2 separate regions of the Homo sapiens genome follow, and region 1 is linked to region 2. A link is an interaction called in ENCODE POLR2A ChIA-PET data of the cell type or tissue named here. Cell type or tissue: Panc1. All regions are shown on one strand. Each heading gives the region's core, and the rest is flanking DNA. Links, peaks and the distances in the headings are about the cores only. Region 1 overlaps TTLL9 (tubulin tyrosine ligase like 9). Region 2 overlaps XKR7 (XK related 7).

The links. Peaks named below come from ENCODE experiments on the same cell type or tissue, not always from the same donor. Only the 100,000 strongest peaks of a DNase experiment are listed, where the experiment ranks them.
Region 1: POLR2A ChIA-PET joins it to region 2 with 13 read pairs; 2 of 35 experiments call an interaction of 5 or more read pairs at or near these places.

What each region holds. Positions count from the first base shown.
Region 1 is chr20:31,922,805-31,930,804 of GRCh38, forward strand. It overlaps TTLL9 (tubulin tyrosine ligase like 9), which reads left to right. Exons shown (of 15, transcript NM_001008409.5): 8 at 159-249; 9 at 2,205-2,245; 10 at 3,245-3,287. Among named protein-coding and RNA genes, the nearest start is that of PDRG1, 25 kb to the right of the region's middle. RefSeq lists an enhancer at 848-967. In Panc1, for the core only: no CTCF peak of the experiment used is centred there; no DNase peak of the experiment used is centred there; H3K27me3 peaks cover 895 bases.
Region 2 is chr20:31,985,678-31,997,613 of GRCh38, forward strand. It overlaps XKR7 (XK related 7), which reads left to right. Exons shown (of 3, transcript NM_001011718.2): 2 at 9,391-9,593; 3 at 10,828-11,936. The coding sequence ends at 11,780. Among named protein-coding and RNA genes, the nearest start is that of CCM2L, 19 kb to the right of the region's middle. RefSeq lists a silencer at 2,340-2,540 and enhancers at 2,410-3,244, 3,245-4,078. In Panc1, for the core only: no CTCF peak of the experiment used is centred there; a DNase peak (open chromatin) is centred at 2,254; H3K27ac peaks cover 5,600 bases.

The DNA.
Region 1 (8,000 bases), core at 1-8,000, 65 kb before region 2:
CAGTTTCTAATCTGTGAAATGGAAATAACATTAGTACTTACCTGACAGGGTTGATTTAAAGATTCAGTGAGCTACCCAAAGTAGTGTCTAACAGAATACCTAGTACACAGGAAATGTTCCATAAATAAATGTTCAATTATTATTATTATTACAACTAGGACACAAGAAGCTCTGACGACCAGAAAGATGATATTCCCGTGGAGAACTATGTGGCTCAGCGTTACATTGAAAATCCTTACCTGATAGGAGGTGAGATGGCTGTGTCTGCTCCTGCTCTTCCATTGCATGGTCATCAAACAGTCAGTCAACAAGCTTTGACCAGCAGCCTGCCAAGGGCCCAGCCTGACACCAGGCATGAAGGGATGCATGGAAAGAGATGGGTTCTGCAGTCTCCCACCTCCTAGCCATTGCCTGTACAGTTCCCTCTGCCCGGCATGTCCATTCCACTCCCTTCTTGGTTCAGAAAAATTCTCCTCCTTTAAAAACCAACTTATTCATGCGTTTATCCAACAAATATTATAAAGCACCTACTTGGTGGCAGCACTGCCCTGAATACTGGCTGCCCCTCACCCTGCTCTCCTGGAGCTTACACCTGTGATGAGCAGGCTGCAATAAACCAGAATACAAACCACAGGACGGTCCCATGCAGTGCTGGGTGCTATGAAGTCAGTCAAGCAGGGCAATGGGACAGAGAGTGACATGGGGGCCAGGAGGTGGACATGTGAGCTGAGACCTGAGTGACAACTGGGAGTCACTGTGGGTAGATTTGGAGGGAGAGAAATGCAGGGAGGAGGAATCACAAGGGCAAAAGGCCCTGAGGTGGAACCCAGCCTCCTCCCCGCAAGCTTGGTGGGTTTCCCCAGGCGGGCCAACATCTGCTTTTCTCACTCGGGCTCTGGGAACTGCAGGCACATCAGGCATGCCTGACATCATTGCAATAGCGTTAATGCCAGTTGTCTCCTCCCACGTCCTCTGGCAATTACCTTCCCCAGGGGGCAGCCCCTGGGCCTCTTCTCCTCTCTCCCCCACAGTGACCCCATCCTGTCTGTGGCTTAAACACCACCCAAAGGCCAGTGACTCCCAGCTTTCTGTCCCCAGCCGAGACCTTGCCCCTGAACCCCAGATCCTTATGTCCAGCAGCCTGTGACATCCGTCTTGGGCATCTGCCAACCACTCAAACCCAACACATCCCAAATTCTGCCCTCCCATCCCCCCACCATGCCTCAGCTTCTCTAGGGGACACAGCTAGAAGCCAGGAGCCATTCTGGGTGTGTCCCCCTTCCCCTTCCACATCTGGTTCTCACCAAGCTCCCACAAGCTCTGGAATCTGGCCATTCCTCTCACCTCCACCCCGGGCCTGGCCACCATCCTCTTCCTCCTAGACAACCACGCCCGCCCCCTCACTGGTGCCTGCCGCTGCTCTGCCCACTTCACTCCACCCCAACGTGGCAGCCAGAGAGGAGACACCCTTCCATGGCTTCCCATGGATTGTGAGACAAAACCCCAAAACTGCATGGGACCTGACCTCTGCCAGCCTAACTGACCTCATCTCCTTCCACTCTGCCCTTGGCCCAAGCTCTTTCCCCCTCCAGACTGTTCTCGCAGTTCCTTCTGCCCAAGATCCTGCACCACTCTGGGCTGGGCAGGCACCTTGTCTCCATGAAGGTCACCACTCCCCATGGGGGTCTTTGACCACTGAGTTTCAAGACTTTCCCCCAAGTTGACCCCCACGCACCCCTCCCCCACCTCCCATTATTCTCTCTTTATACCTTGTGCGTTTTTTTTGTTGTGTTTTTTTGAGACCATGTCTTGCTCTGTCACTCAGGCTGGAGTGCAGGGTCACGATCATAGCTCATGCAGCCTCCATCTCCTGGGCTCAAGCGATCCTCCTGCCTCAATCTCCAGAGTAGCTGAGACTACAGATGTGCACCACCATGCGAGGCTAATTTTTTTGTAGACACAGAGTCTCACTATGTTGCTCAGGCTGGTCTTGGATTCCTGGCCTCAAGCGATCCTCCTGCCTCAGCCTCCCAAAGTGTTGGGATCACAGGCATGAGGCACCGCGCCTAGCCCCTTGTGTAGTTTCAGCAGGAGCTTCATGAAGGCGGGGTTTCCTGTCTGTCCACTGCTATTTTCCCAAAACCTAGCACAATGTCTGACGATCAATATTTGTTGCACAAATTAATTTTTTCCTTGCCTGACAGGCCGCAAGTTTGACCTGCGTGTCTATGTGCTGGTGATGTCGGTGAGTAACAAAGGTGGGGGCCCTCCTCCAGCAGGGGTTAAAGGGTGGCTGGGCTAGGGAGATGGGGGGAAGAGGCCTGGGGGTACCTTGTGTGAGCTTGTCTGGTTTTATCTCTCCCTGGGAGATCCCCGAGGGACATCTAGGGATAGGGTGGGGGCAGGGAGACTTATCTGAGGTTTACCATCTTAGATGCCCCAAAGTCTAGATTTGCCCTCTCTCTGCCCTTCTTTATTCATTCGGTCATCCACAGCAGACATTTATTGAGCACCTACTAAGTACCAGGCCCTGGCACTTAGCAGGTTTTATCTCATTCAGGCCTCCTAATAACCCAGGGAGGCAGGTTCTATTATTATTCTCCCTTTACAATGAGGGAACAGATACAGAGGTTGTGTACCTTGCCCAAGGTCACACAGTTGGTGAGCAGCAGAGCTGGCATTCAAATCCAGGCAGCCTGGCCTCAGAGCCTACTCTTTTAACCAGGGAGTGGCTATATTCCCTCCACCCATTCATGCATTCCTTCATCCAGCCAATGTTCAAATCTTTTTGCTGGGCACAGGATACAGGGGTGTCCAAGACAGACTCCACCCCTGTTCTCCTGGACTTCACCTTCATTTTATTTCCTTCTGTATCCCCCTCCACCTGGGGAAAGGAGGGGATAGAATCAAAGAAGCCTGGTGTAAAAGCAGGTGCCTGAAGGATGATTTGGGAAAGACATAAGGGCACTCCGGGTGGAGGAAACGGTAGGTGCAAGAGCTAGGCGGTGTGAGAGTGCCTGTATATATTCCCTTTCCCTTCTCTCTCTCTCTTCCCACCTCTGCCTTAGTACATCCCGCTGCGGGCCTGGCTCTACCGGGATGGCTTTGCCCGATTCTCCAACACCCGCTTCACACTGAACAGCATTGATGACCAGTGTATCCTGGGATCCTGGCTAACCACCCCCGACACACCTACCCCTTCCCACACTCTGGCCAGTCCCAAGTGAACTCCTTTGTCCCACAGGTGTTTGCTGAATGCCTGCTGTGGTCTGGGCACAGGAGACAGGGTATGAGATAGGTCTGGTCCCTTCCCTCCGGGAGCTTCCAGTTTTGTGGGGGTGATTCCATGGGAGAGGCCAACTCTGCTCAGAGCAGCTCACTGCAAGCTGCTCTGCCTGATGATAGTTTTGGTGCTATGCCTAACATTCACATTTACTTATATTCCTAGGGTCGGACAGTTTTAGCCCCTTTGGAGAACATTTGCATCCTTTTATGTGCCTCTTTCTTCAGTGCCTAGTCATTGGCTCACTCATTCATTCAAGTACAATGCTATTTTCACCCATCCGATTGGCAGAGACCAAAAATTTGATAACACAGTGTCCTGGCGAGGCTGGGAGAATACATACGTTGCTGGCGGGATTGTAAATTGATTGGTATGACTCCTTTGAAGACAATCTAGCAAAGATCTGTTAAAAGACAAATGCACACATGCCCTGTGACCCAGCAATTCCTCTTCTGGGATTTTATCATCTTACAAGTACATCTGCGGTATAAGACAAGACAGGCTTCAAGGTCATTCACTGCACAGCCTTGTTTGTGAGAGAAAAAAATAGGGAACATTGAAATGAATGGCTCCTTTATACAGTGGAATACTATGAAGCTGTTAAAAAGGAATGGGGAAAGTGCTTTATGTACTGATATGAAACAATTTCCAAGATATATTGTTAATTGGGAAAAAACAAAGCATGTCTAGAACAGTGTTTGAAAGTATGTTCTCGTTCATGTTAAAAATTATATCTGGTCAGATGTGGTGGCTCACACCTGTAATTCCAGCACTTTGGAGGCTGAGGCAGAAGGATCACTTGAGGCCAGGAGTTCAAGACCAGCCTGGGCAACATAGTGAGATCCTGTCTCTATGAAAAAAATAAAAATAAAAATAAATTAGCCAGATGTGGTGTCACATGCCTGTACTCCCAGCTACCCACTCAAGTGAGGTGGGAGGATCACTTGAGCCCAGGAGTTCCAGGCTGCAGTGAGCTGTGATTTTGCCCCTGTATGCCAGTCCAGGTGACAGAGCAAGACTGTATGTCAAAAAAAAAAAAAATCTCTCTCTCTCTGTCTATATATATATGTTTGCTTATCTGTACATAGACAACTCTGGAAGAACAGACAAGAAGCTGGGTGCAGCGGCTCACACCTGTAATCCCAGCACTTTGGGAGGCCAAGGCAGGTGGATCACCTGAGGCCAAGAGTTGGAGACCAGCCTGACCAACATGGTGAAATCCCATTTCCACTAAAAGTACAAAATTAGTTGGGCATTGTGGCATCTGCCTGTAATCCTAGCTACTAGGGAGGCTGAGGCATGAGAATCCCTTGAACCTGGGAGGCGGAGTTTGCAGTGAACCGAGATCACGCCATTGCACTCCAGCCTGGGTGACAAAATAAGACTCTGTCTCAAAAAAAAAAAAAAAAAAAAAAAAGAAACTGGAAATAGATGTTGCCTTTGGGAAGAGAAATGTTAGTGGATACAGAGGTAGAAAGGAGATGTTTCCTTACACACATTTTGTGCATTTTAACTTTTGAGCCATGTGAATGTATTATCTGGTCAAAATAGACACATCAAAAGAAGTTTTAAAGATCTTTAGGCCTGAGCCTCAGAAGAAAAGAGGTAGACAATCCAGCAATATTTTGGAGGCAAATGGGCGGGACCAGATGACTTGCACATGGGAAAGATGGAAATGGGGGTGACGCTCCCCAGCTTCGGGTGTGGACAACCCAGCCAATGCTTTTAGCCCATTTGCATCTCTCTGCATTAATTTCCCCATTCAGTTGAGTGCGTGTCCAAGGTGATGCATGTGCATTGCCTGCATGTGAAACTGCGATTAGACCTTTCTGAGTATTTTTTGCAATTTGTTTTTTTCTATTTTGCCAACGTCAGCACTTCCAGTACGTTCATTTTATTTTGTAATTCTAACAAGCATTTATCATATGCAAGTCATCGAGTTTAGTTTAATTGCCACCTACTTTTTTTTTTTTTTAACTAAAGTTAAATAATACATGTAAAGCAGTTAGAACAGTGGCTGGCCCAGAGTGACCTCTCAGTAAATGTTAGTGGTCCTCCTCTCCCACTTAAAAATGTTTGCACAGCTCTGGGCATCATGGGGACTTTTTAAACAAATCAAGCCCTCTCCCGGGGCTAGTTTCTAGTTAATGAGGCTTTGCTGTTTTCACAGTGAGTAAATACACATTTTCCACCCCTTCTTTTATATTGTTTTAAATGTTTAATCTTGAAATATTAATAGAAAATAATTTTCTATAAATAGAAAACTGCAGGAAGGACTATAACAACCCATGCATTTACCATCCAGATTTAACAGATTAATATTTTACCACATTCGCATCAGATATTACATACTAACTTTTAAAATAATTTTGGATCACAAAATAATAAACATTTTTAACCTGACTTCATTATATATAATATATATAGTTTATACATAATTATTCAAATATATATTTGCATATAGTATATCTATACATACACTAAATACAAAAATATTCATTGAAACACTGTATATAATAGTATACAGTCATCACCCTTGATCCCTTAAATCTCCCTTGAGGGATGGTGAAATGAATGATAAAGCATCTATGTGATCTTGTGCATCTGTTGAAAGCAATGAGATAGGTCAAAATATCATGACATAGAAAGATATCTAAAACAGATGATTAAGTGAAAAACAAAATGTAAGATGGAGAACCTGGTATATTCATGTTCCCATTTTTGCCTTTAAGGAAGAATGTTTATGTTTAAGAAAAAGTATGAAAGGATGTTCGTGATTCACCAGTCTATCTTAGTGATTGATTGATTGACAGTTTCCTTCTCTGTTGCCCCCGATCGAGTACAGTGGTGGGATCACAGCTCTTTGCAGCCTTGAACTCCTGGGCTCAAGTGATCCTCCCACCTCAGCCTCCTGTGCAGCTGAGACCACAGGCACATGCCACTGTGCCTGGCTAACTTGTTTTTTGTAGCAATGAGTTCTCGCTATGTTGCCCAGGCTGGTCTCAAACTCCTAGGCTCAAGAGTGTGACCTTGATTCAACAGTTTGAATCCTCCCACCTTGATCTTCCAAGGTGCTGGGATTACAGGCGTGAGCCACCGTGCCCAGCCTCACTAATCTATTAACTCTGAAAACTGCAGAGAATTAGAACCAGGTCAGGAAACATTTATTTTAAACTTTATACATGTCTATTATGAATTGTTTCTACAATGGATAGGCCTTACTCTAATAATAAAATAATAAAACATTGAAAGGATATAGTTTTATAATAAAAGTGGTATAGCTCATGAAAATCAAATCAGAATATTCAGAACAGTGCAAAAAGAAAGAGAAACCTTCTCTAGGCATATTTTCTAGCAGAAACTTCTTACTATTTTGGTGTATTTCCTTCCAGGCTCATTTGTAGGGAATTTTGTTGTCATTCACCTTTTATATATAAATGATCCCATTGTATAAATACAACATTTTCTTGCACTAAACATTATCAGCAGTATTTTCCTTGTAGACTTTTTTTTTTTCATTAATGAAAATATTCCACTGAGTAGGTTTCCTGGTTTTCTAATCCCCCATGCTGCAGGCATTTGGGAAGTATTCAATTTCTTGCTATAGTGACACATAATGCTGCAAAGGAACATATTTCTTCATAAACCTTTTACAGTATTAAGATTTTTCCTTTGGATGGTGTCACAAAGATGTAAATACTGAGTCAAGCCCATCTGGCCAGATTGCTTCCCAGAAGAGTCCTTTTATCTTTTTACCCTCACTGGGTGTGGTGGCTCACGCCTGTAATCCTAGCACTTTGGGAGCTGAGGCGGTCAGATCACTTGAGGTCAGGAGCTTGAGACCAGCCTGACCAATATGGTGAAACCTGATCTCTACTAAAAATACAAAAATTAGCCAGGCATGGTGGCAGGCGCCTGTAATCCCAGCTACTCGGGAGGCTGAGGTAGGAGAATCACTTGAACCCGGGAGGTGGAGGTTGCAGTGAGCCAAGATTGTGCCACTGCACTCCAGCCTGAGCAACAGAGCAAGACTCTATCTTAAAAATAAATAAATAAAAATAAAATATTTTTACCCTCCTATTGACTGGTCCATTTCATCCCAACTCCCCAGTCCTGGGGACAATTGTTTTAAACAGCCATTTCTGAAACGACTGGGCATGTCTAGGTGAAGCAGATAGGGGCATTCATTATATGATTCTTGCAAATATTCTGTGAGTTTTGAAGTTTTCAAAATGAAAAGATTTTTTAAATGCAACTGACTTGATGAGGGAGCAGAATTTTGCCTTAGAATTAGCATTTCTTCCAATTTTCATTTTCCCCCATTTGCGTGCCTTTGAAATTATATATCTTCTATTACTAGGAACTTTGAGCTTTTTCCCAGATGGGGTCCTACCAGCTTTATTTTCTCTTTTATGTCTGTCCATATCCTTTACTTAGTAAATAAACAGTCATACATTTTATTGTTAATTCATGTGGGATTTTCATGTGACAGAAACAGACTATTGCATTTGCTACACATCTTTTCTGTGGTCACTGATTCTTTAATTTTTGCATTGACATCTGTTCATTTTTATTTTCACATGCTTGTCCATTGGTTTACTTGTCCATTGGTTTCCTCTGTGATTTTTACCATCATTTCTAAACTAAGAAAAGTCTTTTTCTCCTAAATATTTTGCAGTGAATCAGTTCTGTTTCTCTGTGGATTTATTTTGATTGT
Region 2 (11,936 bases), core at 2,245-10,244:
GTGGACCCAGCATCCAAGACACAGACAGACAGACTACCAAGCAGACCCAGCATCCAAGACACAGACAGACAGGCAGACTACCAAGCAGACCCAGCATCCAAGACACAGACAGACAGACAGACAGACAGACAGACTACCAAGCAGACCCAGCATCCAAAACACAGACAGACCACCAAGCGGACCCAGCATCCAGACACAGACAGACAGACAGACAGACAGACTACCAAGCAGACCCAGCATCCAAAACACAGACAGACCACCAAGCGGACCCAGCATCCAGACACAGACAGACAGACAGACAGACAGACTACCAAGCAGACCCAGCATCCAAGACACAGACAGACAGACAGACAGACTACCAAGCAGACCCAGCATCCAAGACACAGACAGACAGACCACCAAGCAGACCAAGCATCCAAGACACAGACAGACCACCAAACAGATCCAGCATCCAAGGCACAGACAGACAGACAGACAGACCACCAAGCACACCCAGCATCCAAGACACAGACAGACAGACAGACCACTAAACAGATCCAGTATCCAAGGCACAGACAGACAGACCACCAAGCAGACCCAGCATCCAAGACACAGACAGACAGACCACCAAGCAGACCCAGCATCTGAGACACAGACAGACAGACCACCAAACAGATCCAACATCCAAGACACAGACAGACAGACCACCAAGCAGACCAAGCATCCAAGACACAGACAGACCACCAAACAGATCCAGCATCCAAGGCACAGACAGACAGACAGACCACCAAGCACACCCAGCATCCAAGACACAGACAGACAGACAGACCACTAAACAGATCCAGTATCCAAGGCACAGACAGACAGACCACCAAGCAGACCCAGCATCCAAGACACAGACAGACAGACCACCAAGCAGACCCAGCATCTGAGACACAGACAGACAGACCACCAAACAGATCCAACATCCAAGACACAGACAGACAGACCACCAAACAGACCAAGCATCCAAGACACAGACAGACAGACCACCAAACGGATCCAGTATCCAAGGCACAGACAGACCACCAAGTAGACCCAGCATCCAAGACACAGACAGACCACCAAGCAGACCCAGCATCCAAGACACAGACAGACAGACAGACAGAGAGACAACCAAGCAGACCCAGCATCCAAGACACAGACAGACAGACCACCAAACAGATCCAGTATCCAAGACACAGACAGACAGACAGACAGACCACCAAGCCGACCCAGCATCCAAGACACAGACAAACAGACGACCAAGCAGACCCAGCATCCAAGGCACAGCAGACAGACAGACCGCTAAACAGATCCAGTATCCAAGGCACAGACAGACAGACCACCAAGCAGACCCAGCATCCAAGACACAGACAGACAGACCACCAAACAGATCCAGTATCCAAGGCACAGACAGACCACCAAGTAGACCCAGCATCCAAGACACAGACAGACAGACCACCAAACAGACCCAGCATCCAAGACACAGACAACAGACCTCAAAGCGGGCCCAGTATCAAGACACAGACACACAGACCTCCAAGAGGACCCAGTATTAAGACACAGACAGACAAACAGACCACCAAGCAGACCCAGCATCCAAGACACAGACAGACAGACCACCAAACAGATCCAGTATCCAAGGCACAGACAGACCACCAAGCAGACCCAGCATCCAAGACACAGACAGACAGACCACCAAGCAGACCCAGTATCCAAGGCACAGACAGACCACCAAGTAGACCCAGCATCCAAGACACAGACAGACAGACCACCAAGCAGACCCAGTATCCAAGGCACAGACAGTCCACCAAGTAGACCCAGCATCCAAGACACAGACAGACAGACCACCAAACAGACCCAGCATCCAAGACACAGACAGACAGACCACAAAGCGGCCCCAGTATCAAGACACAGACACACAGACCTCCAAGAGGACCCAGTATTAAGACACAGACAGACAGACAGACCACCAAACAGATCCAGCATTCAAGACACAGAGAGACAGATCACCAAGTGGACCCAGTATCAAGACAGACAGAAAAGCAGACCTCGTATTCACAGGATAGACAGGCTGTCTGGCATCCAGGGGACAGAGACTGAAGCTCCTGGCCTCTAAGGGCAGGCAGACAGGCTGACCCAGGATCACAGGGTCAGACCAATAGGACATAGTATCTGAGAGACTATGTGACCCACAGTCCAAGGGACAGGATTCCAGGATTTTGGAACTGAGCCAGGGACTGAGCCAGGATTCCAGGGCGAGACTGACTGACTAACAGACTCCTGACAGAAATGCAGGAATGGTAAATAGGCTAGCCCTGCATTCAAGGGACAGACACAATAGACAGGCTGATCTGAGCCACAGACAGAGACAATGACTCAGGATCTGAGGTCAAAGGGATGGGTCCAGGCTTGGGCCCAGGTTTGACTGTCTGAATGGACTGAGGTGCAGGCCAGAAACTCTGACCTAGAACCAGAGACTTGGGGTGACTCAGGAACGAAGAACAGGAGAGAGATGGGGTGATGCAGACGTTGCCAGAAGCTTCCTGGCTTCTCAAGAACATGGGATCCCCTCGTCCTTTTCCCCTCCTGCCCATTAGAGAGCAGCCCCCAAACTCTGGGGGACTGGGGGACACTGGAAATTTCCCGTGAGGAGGGTAGGATGGGCCTGGGGAGAAGGGAATGAGCTCCTATTCATTTCTCGATCCTGCCACCTGTTCACAGAGGCAGTGGGGTTCAGAAGAGACAGGTTTTTGGGTCCCTGACAGGAGGGATTTCATACTCTAGCTTCTACTCTTCTCTCTAGGTGTGGCCTTTTTGCTCCCACTTGTACACTTTTGAGATGTACACTCATCTGCTCTTCCAGTTTCTTCCCGGACAAGCTTCTTCTCTGAGCACAAGACTGGGGGTCAGTAAGTTAGATTCCAAATAGACTGAGGGCCTCTGTTTCCTCATCTATGAAATGGGGACAGCAGAAGTTGCGTGTTAGGTTAACAGCATGGACTACAGTGTCTGGCTCACTTCAGGCTTCACGCAGTTCAAGCCTGAGAGCTGTTAGAGAAAGTGAGGCCTAACTGGGCTAGAGGGGCATCAGAGAGGGCTTCCTGTAGGAAGAAGGTCAAGAATGAGTCAGCGAGGGCAGGAGGAGCCTGTGAGGTGTCCTGGCTCTTTGCAACTTCAAGCAGAGAAACCCCAGAGCCCTGTAAGGTCAGGAGGGAGATGCACACAGATACTCACATGTATTCATTCAGCAAATAGTCAGTGCCTACTCAATAATGCATCAGTGCCTATTCTACAGGCACTGATGCTGGGGACACAGGGGTGATCAAGACAGACGAGATCCCTGCCCTCATGGATTCACAGTGGGAGAATGGAAAATAAATAAATAAACGGTGATTTCATAGTGTAGGTTAAGATGAAAATAAGACAGGGGGTGTGGTAGACTAGAGTGAGTTGGCAAGGGTGGCCTGGGAGGCCTCTCTGAGAAGGTGTGAGCTGATGAGGAGCCAGCCATGGGAGGATCTGGGAAAGGGGTATTCCAGGCAGAGCAAGTGCAGACGTCCTGAGCCAGGGACAAGTCTGGCTGAGTTTTAGGACACCCCCCCCCCAGCGCATCTGGAGTGTCAGGAACAAGTGGGACAGTGGTTTGAGATGAGGTGAGAGAAACAGGCAGGGCCAGATGGTTTAGGGCCTGCACGCCGAGGGGAGAAGCGTGGGTTTTATTCCAAGTGTGATGGGAGGCCCTTGGAAGGCTTTGAGAAGGGGAATGACATGATCTGACAGGTTTTAAAAATATCCTGCTGGTTGCCATGTGGAGAATGGACTGTAGGGAGGCAGGAGTGGATGCGGGCAGCCACACAGAAGGCTGACGTGGTCACCCAGGCAAGATGACTGTGGCCTGCACAGGTGGTAGCAGAGGAGACATGGACAGACTGGGGATTTTGTTGTTTTTTAGTGATGGACTCTCACCCTGTCACCCAGGCTGGAGTGCAGTGGTGCAGTCATGGCTGACTGCAGCCTCGAACTCCTGGACTCAAGTGATCTTCCCACCTCAGCCTCCTGAGTAGCTGGGACTACAGGCACACGCCACCACATCGGCCAATTTTTAAATGTTTTGTAGAGATGGGGTTTCTCTGTGATGCCCAGGCTGGTCTTGAACTCCTGGGCTCAAGTGATCCTCCCGCCTTGGCCTCCCAAAATGTTGGGATTCCAGGCATGAGCCGCCACACCTGGCCTGGGGATAATTTTGGAGAAGATCAGATGTACACCACCCCCAATCTGGATTCCCTTCCCTGAGGTGTGGTGTTCTTCCCTTGGGTGAAGATCAGCTTCTTTCAACTTCATTTCAAATAGAGTGGGATGTGGGATAGGGTGGACTTCCTAGAGGAGGTTTCAAGAGAGGTTGCCTGGTGGTGAGGAGGAGCCAGCGGCCCCTGCCCAGTGTATGCTACTCCCTCTATGGACACCCTTTATAGTTTATAAACTATTTTTAAATTCATTGCGTGTGTGTGTGTGTGTGTGTGTGTGTGTGTGTGTGGAAACAGGGACTCACTGTGTTGCCCAGACTGGTCTCAAACTCCCCGGTTCAAGAGATCCACCTACCTCGGCCTCCCAAAGTGTTGGGATTACAGGTGTGAGCCACTGCACCCTGCCCCATCACACTCATTTAATGCTCACAACAAGGAGGAAAATAAAGCTCAGAGAAGTGGAGAGACTACCCAAGGTCACACAGCAGGTCTGGGACAGGGCTGGGAATCAAACCCACATGCCAGCCATTGCTACCTTTCCTCCCTCATCCTTACCCCAGTGGCTATGTGTAAGCAGAATGGCAAGTGCCATTCCCATTTTAGAGAAGGGAAACTGAGGGCCAGGGAAATTAGGTTGCATGTCCTGGGCAGGACTGTTTTAAGACCTTTGTGGGCACCACATCTATCAAGCATATTAAAATGCAGCTACATCAAACATCCCATGTAAATTATATATGACTAGATAAAAGCCAAATTGTAGTTGACTGGCTGACATCATGTTCTGTTTTGCACACATTTAATTAAACATTTATTAATTTTGATTCTGTAGTTTTTCCCTGTGTTTTGGAGCCAATTTTTTTTTTTCAGGCTTCAAACATTTCCCTAGGCCCATGAAAATCTCACAGGCCCTTGGCAGAGAGCTTTTCGTGCTGGCTGGAAGGAACAGCCACAGTTTTGCTCCTGTTGCCAAAAGGGGCAGAGCGAGGCAGAACCCAGGCCTTTTATCCCCAGACCACAGTGTGGTCTTTCCACACTCCCCACTGACCCCACATTCCTGGTACTCAGAGCCCTCCTCTCTTCTCTTCCTCCATCCCTGCTCCTGCCCACTGTGGCCCTGGGCTGTGTGAGCCCTTTGTCTGTGGTTAGCTAGGAGCTGGCAGAGGAGGGGGCAGGAGTGGGCAGGGAGGTGGGCAGGTGGCCCGTCAGGTAGTGATGGATGCTGGCCAGGGGCCAGGGCCTCTCTCATGCTGACCCGGGCCCGGAAACAGATGGTCTTCCAGCCTGAGAGAAACTTCCAGGGTGTCACCTTCCCCCAACTCCCCAGGCCCCTTCACATTGGACCAGCTGGTCTCTCCTTCCTAGTCAAAGCCAGAGCCATGGGAAGGGGAAGGGAATGTGGCGGCAGTGGGGATGGAGGCTAGGAAAGACGGCCTGTGTTCTAGGCCCTCAGAAGTTCTAAGGGCCATCTTGGTTTCTCCCCCAGCCCCCACCTCTGGCCATCTCCAGATCTCTCTCTGCCCTTCCTGTATCCCATGCCTTAGCTCAGCCCTGTAATTTCAGACCTGGACCAAACCCCATCCTCTCCTGGCTTTCCTCCAAGCCAGCCTCCACAGCAAGCTTTCTAAGCCACTGAGCCAAGCTCATCACCCCTGATTCTGGGATGGCATTCAGATAGAGAATAAAATCTGAACTCTTCAGTCCAGAATTTCATGCCCTTCACAATTCTAGTCTCCTTATGTCCCTGCCCATTAAAACCCCTTGTCCAGGCCCAGCAAACCTCTGGCCATTCCCCTAAAATGCCAAATTCTTTCAGGCCTCTGAGCCTTTGCTTCAGCTGATTCTCCCACCTGGAATGACCTTCCATCTCTTGTGTGCCTTCAGATGCCAACCCATGCTTTAAAACTGAGATCAGGCCAGGCGTGGTGGCCCACACCTGTTATCCCAGCACTTTGGGAGGCTGAGGCGGGTGGATCACCTAAGGTCAGGAGTTTGAGACAAGCCTGACCAACATGGAGAAACCCCGTCTCTACTAAAAATACAAAATTAGCCAGGCATGATGGCGTATGCCTGTAATCCCAGCTACTCGGGAGGCTGAGGCAGGAGAATCGCTTGAACTCTGGAAGCGGAGGTTGTGGTGAGCCGAGATCACACCACTGCACTCCAGCCTGGGCAACAAGAGCGAAACTCTGTCTCAAAACAAAACAAAACAAAACAAAAACAAAAACAAACAAAAAAACTGAGATCAAATGTTTCTTCCTTCCAAGGCATCTTATAGCATTATTTCACTTCCTATCTTGTCTCTCTTCCATGGGACTGGGAGATACATATGGGCACACAGCCTGGCACAGAGCAGGTGGTCAGAATCCACCTGCTACATGAATGAATCATTCTGGCTGCAGGGATCCTTATGTGTGGGGTAAGCAGGAGTCCAGAAAATGGAAGATACAGGGAGACAAATTTCTGCTTATCAGAAGAAATACAATCCAGACCTGGAGCTGCTCAGAAGCTGAGGTCCCTGTCCTGGGGAGCGTGTGAGCAGTGAGTGTAGATGCAGCAGGCTGAGGTCCCTGTCCTGGGCAGCGTGTGAGCAGTGGGTATAGATACACCAGGCTGGAAATGACTGAAGGAATTCCAGCATGGCACAGGAGAGTTGGACAGAGGGGGCTTTGCATTTCCAGAGTCAGCTTCTGAGGGAACAGCCCCCTTACCCATCCTGGCTGCCAATCCTGTCATGTGTTATGTTGATGGTGTGTTTATGCCATAGACTGATGCCAGGATGACCCAGGGATGGGGAGGAGGGTCCTAAATGGGATGTTCCTGGCCTCATTTTGCAGAGAGAGTCCCAGAATATTCACTCTGAAAGGATCTCCAGAGTCATCAAACTCATCCCTTTCATTGGCAGATGGAGAAACTGAGGCTTTGAGAGGGCCACACAGCTGGTAAGACCAGTATACTCATTTGAGGAAATTTGGTATCAGCTGGCCCCACATCCAGGGAGAACTGTGACTTCCTCCCTTGGGCTGTGAATAGAGTGAGTCCCCTGGTTCCCAAACAACATCCTGGAAATGCCAGCGCTTCACCCTGGGAATAGACCCCAAATCTCTGGCTCCCCAGTTTCAGATCCAGGCAGCGGGGTCAGAGAATCTGTGTAAGGGTTCCCCCTCCACACACACACACACACACACACACACATACACATACACACACACACCACCCCCAGTTTCCTGGGAAAGCCACTTTTGGAAGAGTCCTCTGGTTTGCAGCAAAGAGTGTGCCTGCCCCGTGAATCAGAGAGTTTGGGGAGCCGGCGGGAGTAGGGGGCGCTGGGAAGGTGGCAGGGTCTGTAGCTGCAGGAGTAGAGCTTCTGGGCAAGGAACCAGGGCAGAAGGGAAATCAGACCCAGAGATCTGTGTGGAGAGTTCCCCTCTCACCCTACATGGGCACTGTACTTCATAGTGTGCAAAGTTTCTTTTCATTCATTTAATCCTCACCGCCACTTTGGGAGGGATTAACTAGGGCTCAGAGAGGGTCTTGCTCAAGATCACACAGTAAATTAGAAGCAAAGTGGGATTGATCTCAGGACTTCAGAGTCCCTTCTATACCCCCTATAGGGTTACTAGAGTTCCATTCAGTTCAACAAGCCTGCAGTCGTGTTTCATTCATTCAGCCCATATAGATTAAGCACACTTTCATTCATTCAGCCCATATAGATTAAGCACCTACTGTGTGCTAAGAACTGAGGATGCAGCACTTAGCAAGCCAGCCTAGTCATTCTCCAGGTACTCACAGCATGGGGGAGATGTGCACATAACCAGGCAGTTACAACCCACTGTGACAAGTGCTAGCTAGATTAGACGGAAGCCTGGGAGAGGCCCTTACCCTAGGTGGAAGGTGGTCAGCGGAAGCTTTATGGACAAAATTGTGTTCAAAAGCTGAGCCTTGGAAGAAAAGCAAGAGTCATCCCGGGTTGGGGCCGGGATGGGGTTAGGGGATAGGGCAGGGTGTTTTAGGGAGAGGAAACAATAGGTACAATTCCTCAGCAAGGAGGGAGAACATTGTGAGCTCTGGCTCTGTGACCTGTGCAGAGTGGCCAAGAAGAGCCGGAGTTTGTTGGGAGAAGTGGCATGAGAGGAAGCAGCAGTTTCAGATGCCAAGGAAAAGTGTCTGTGAGCACCTTCCTTGCACCCTGGGGTGAGAGCTGGGCACTGAGCTGTGAGGATCTCACCTCATCTGGGCACTGAGAAGGGAACAGGCCAGGGAGCTGCTGGTGGCAACAGAACCGGGGCTGGCACCAGGCAGTAGGGACTGTTCCTGGAAGGAACCTATGTGAGCAAAACTTTTTATGGTTTACAGTCAGAGGCAGTGTTGTCTAATGGTTAGAGTGCCGGCCCTGAGGCCAGAATGGCTGGGTTTGTGTCCTGGTTCTACTGCTTCCTAGCTGTGTGACCTTGGATAAATGACATATCTCTCTGGGTCTCAGTTTGCTCACCTACAAAATGGGAATTGGGCCGTGTGCGGTGGCTCATGCTTGTATTCCTAGCACCCTGGGAGGCCAAAGCAGGATGATCACTTGAGATGAGGCCAGGAGTTCAAGACCAGCCTGGGCAACATAGCCAGAAAAAAATTTAAAAATTAGCCTGGTGTAGTGGTACATGCCTGCAGTCCCAGCTACTTAGGAGGCTGAGTCGGGAAGATTCCTTGAGCCCAGGAGTTTGAAGTTGCTGTGAGCTAAGATCGCACCACTGCACTCCAGCCTGGGTGACAGAATGAGACCCCATCTCTAAAATAAAACAAAGTAAGGGTCGGGTAACAGGGCTATTGTAAGCTCAGCGCACTCCAAGGTGTCAGTAACCCTCCAAAGAAAGCACGCCCCAACCGTTATAGGAATAAGGGCGATACCGCTGTTGTATTAAAGGCTTTATTTACTTAGTGCCAGTCCTCTCTCTAAGCTAATGAGTCCATTCAGTGCTCCTCAACAGCAGCCTCATAAGGTGATCCTTTCGAAATGCCCATTTCACAGCTGAGGAAACAGGCTCAGCGTAGGGAGTGACTTGCCCCCTGCGCCTGTGGGCGGCTCGGGGCTGGTGCGACAGAGCGAGAGGAACCAGCGCGCGGGAGCCTGAGCACCGCGTCCTTCCCGCAGGTACCTGCGCGCCCTGTACCTGGGGCTGCAGAGCCGCTGGCGCGGGGAGCGGCTGCGGCGCCACTTCTACTGGCAGATGCTGTTCGAGAGCGCCGACGTGAGCATGCTGCGCTTGCTGGAGACCTTCCTGCGCAGCGCGCCGCAGCTAGTGCTGCAGCTCAGCCTGCTGGTGCACCGCGGTGGCGCGCCCGACCTGCTGCCGGGTGAGCCCGCCCCTTCACCCTCTGCGCCTGGGACCACCCCACCGGGCCTTTCTCCCTGCTTCAGGCTCCCTGGGGATGCCCTGTGGGCTTCCCCACCCCAGCTCAGGGCTCACTCAGTCAGGGTTTAGGGAGGCCTGCCCCTTCTACCCTCACCACCCTCCAGGCCTCTCGAGACCCCCGCGTCCCCTTCGATGGCCCACTTATACTCAGAGTGAGGAGGGACCTGGCCCCTCCACTCCCTCGACACCCATCAGCCCCCCTGGGCGCTCCTGCCCTCCTCCCTTCCCCGTTGCCAGAGCCAACCAAACCCCATCTCCCACCCAAACACCTTAGACCCTCTGGGGAATCCCCTGCCCACTTCCTTCCCCAACCTGATCCCAGCCTGCATCTCCTGGGGACCCCCTGCCTCATAGACCTGGCCAATCACCATCAGTTTCCAGAGAGCCTACCCCTTCACTGGGGGGCCCCGGGGGGCCCTCCCAGGCCTAGTCCTGGCACCCATCCCCTCCTCCTCCCTACAGGCCCTGTTAATTTCCCACCTTGCCCCTTCCATAATGACAGAGCCCCTCAATATCAGAGAAAAACCGCATCCCCCTGTCTCCCTGAAGCACTCCGTGCTCTCCCAACCTAGTCCCTGCCCAACCCATCCTCAGTGTCCCAAAAGACTATCACCACCCCTCATGGCCCTGGGGACCCCTTGCCCAGTTACGGGGTCCCAATCACAACGCTTCCCACCTTGGGTCTCCCCATCCCCGCCCCTCAGCTCTGCTCAGCTCAGCTCTAGATATTCCTCTCCATGCCCGGCCTCCTCCTGGTGGCCCACGACTTCTAATGGCCCCCTCCTGGCAGCTCCACACCCTAATCATGACCTCCTCTTCACCTCCTCTTCCACTCCCAGAGTCCCGGACCCTCATTTCCCACCCTCCCACCAAGACCCCTGAATCCTAACAGCCCCACACCAGAGTCCTAGATGGAGGCCAAACCCCCATCTTCGTCTCCCTTTATGCTCCCACCCTACAGAAGTACCCAGTCCCGTGCACCCTCACCACACCTCTTCATGGCTCTTGAAGCTCCCCACCTCCCAGACCTTCCCCACACCCCTGCTGATCCACAGCTCCTTTCCTCACGCCTCTTCAAAACCCAGCTCCTGACCCAGAACCCTCCGCCTCTCCCCAGACCCCAACCCGAGCCCGCCCCTAACCCAGCCCACCCCGCCCCTGCCCTGTCTCCACAGCCCTCTCCACCTCCGCCTCCCTCGTGTCTCTGGCCTGGACGCTGGCCTCCTACCAGAAGGTGCTGCGGGACTCGCGGGACGACAAGCGGCCGCTGTCCTACAAGGGCGCCGTGGCACAGGTGCTGTGGCACCTGTTCAGCATTGCCGCCCGCGGCCTGGCCTTCGCGCTCTTCGCCAGCGTCTACAAGCTCTATTTTGGCATCTTCATCGTGGCCCACTGGTGCGTCATGACCTTCTGGGTCATCCAAGGGGAGACGGACTTCTGCATGTCCAAGTGGGAGGAGATCATCTACAACATGGTCGTGGGCATCATCTACATCTTCTGCTGGTTCAACGTCAAGGAGGGCCGCAGCCGCCGCCGCATGACCCTCTACCACTGCATCGTCCTGCTGGAGAACGCCGCGCTCACCGGCTTCTGGTACTCCAGCCGCAACTTCTCAACCGACTTCTACTCGCTCATCATGGTCTGCGTAGTGGCCTCCAGCTTTGCGCTGGGCATATTCTTCATGTGTGTCTACTACTGTCTCCTGCACCCCAATGGGCCCATGCTGGGTCCCCAGGCACCTGGTTGCATCTTCCGTAAGGCCTCAGAGCCCTGTGGCCCACCCGCTGACGCCATCACGAGTCCCCCCAGGTCCCTGCCAAGGACTACAGGTGCTGAGCGGGATGGGGCCTCGGCGGGAGAGCGTGCAGGGACCCCCACCCCACCTGTCTTCCAGGTGCGGCCTGGCTTGCCTCCCACACCAGTGGCCCGCACCTTGCGGACAGAGGGGCCTGTCATCCGGATTGACTTGCCTCGCAAGAAGTACCCGGCCTGGGATGCTCATTTTATTGACCGCCGGCTCCGGAAGACCATCCTGGCACTGGAGTACTCCTCACCTGCCACGCCCCGGTTGCAGTACCGGAGTGTGGGGACTTCCCAGGAGCTGCTGGAGTATGAGACCACAGTGTAGGCTACAGTGTCCCAGCACAAAAGGGACAGGCTTGGCTGATCCCACATCCGCCGCAGTGTTGTGCCCCGAATTTCAGGGCCACCAGGCTAAGGGGGAGTGGATCTGTTGGTCCAAGGGTAGAGTGGCCCCACTCTTGGGTTCTTTCAGGGGAGGGGG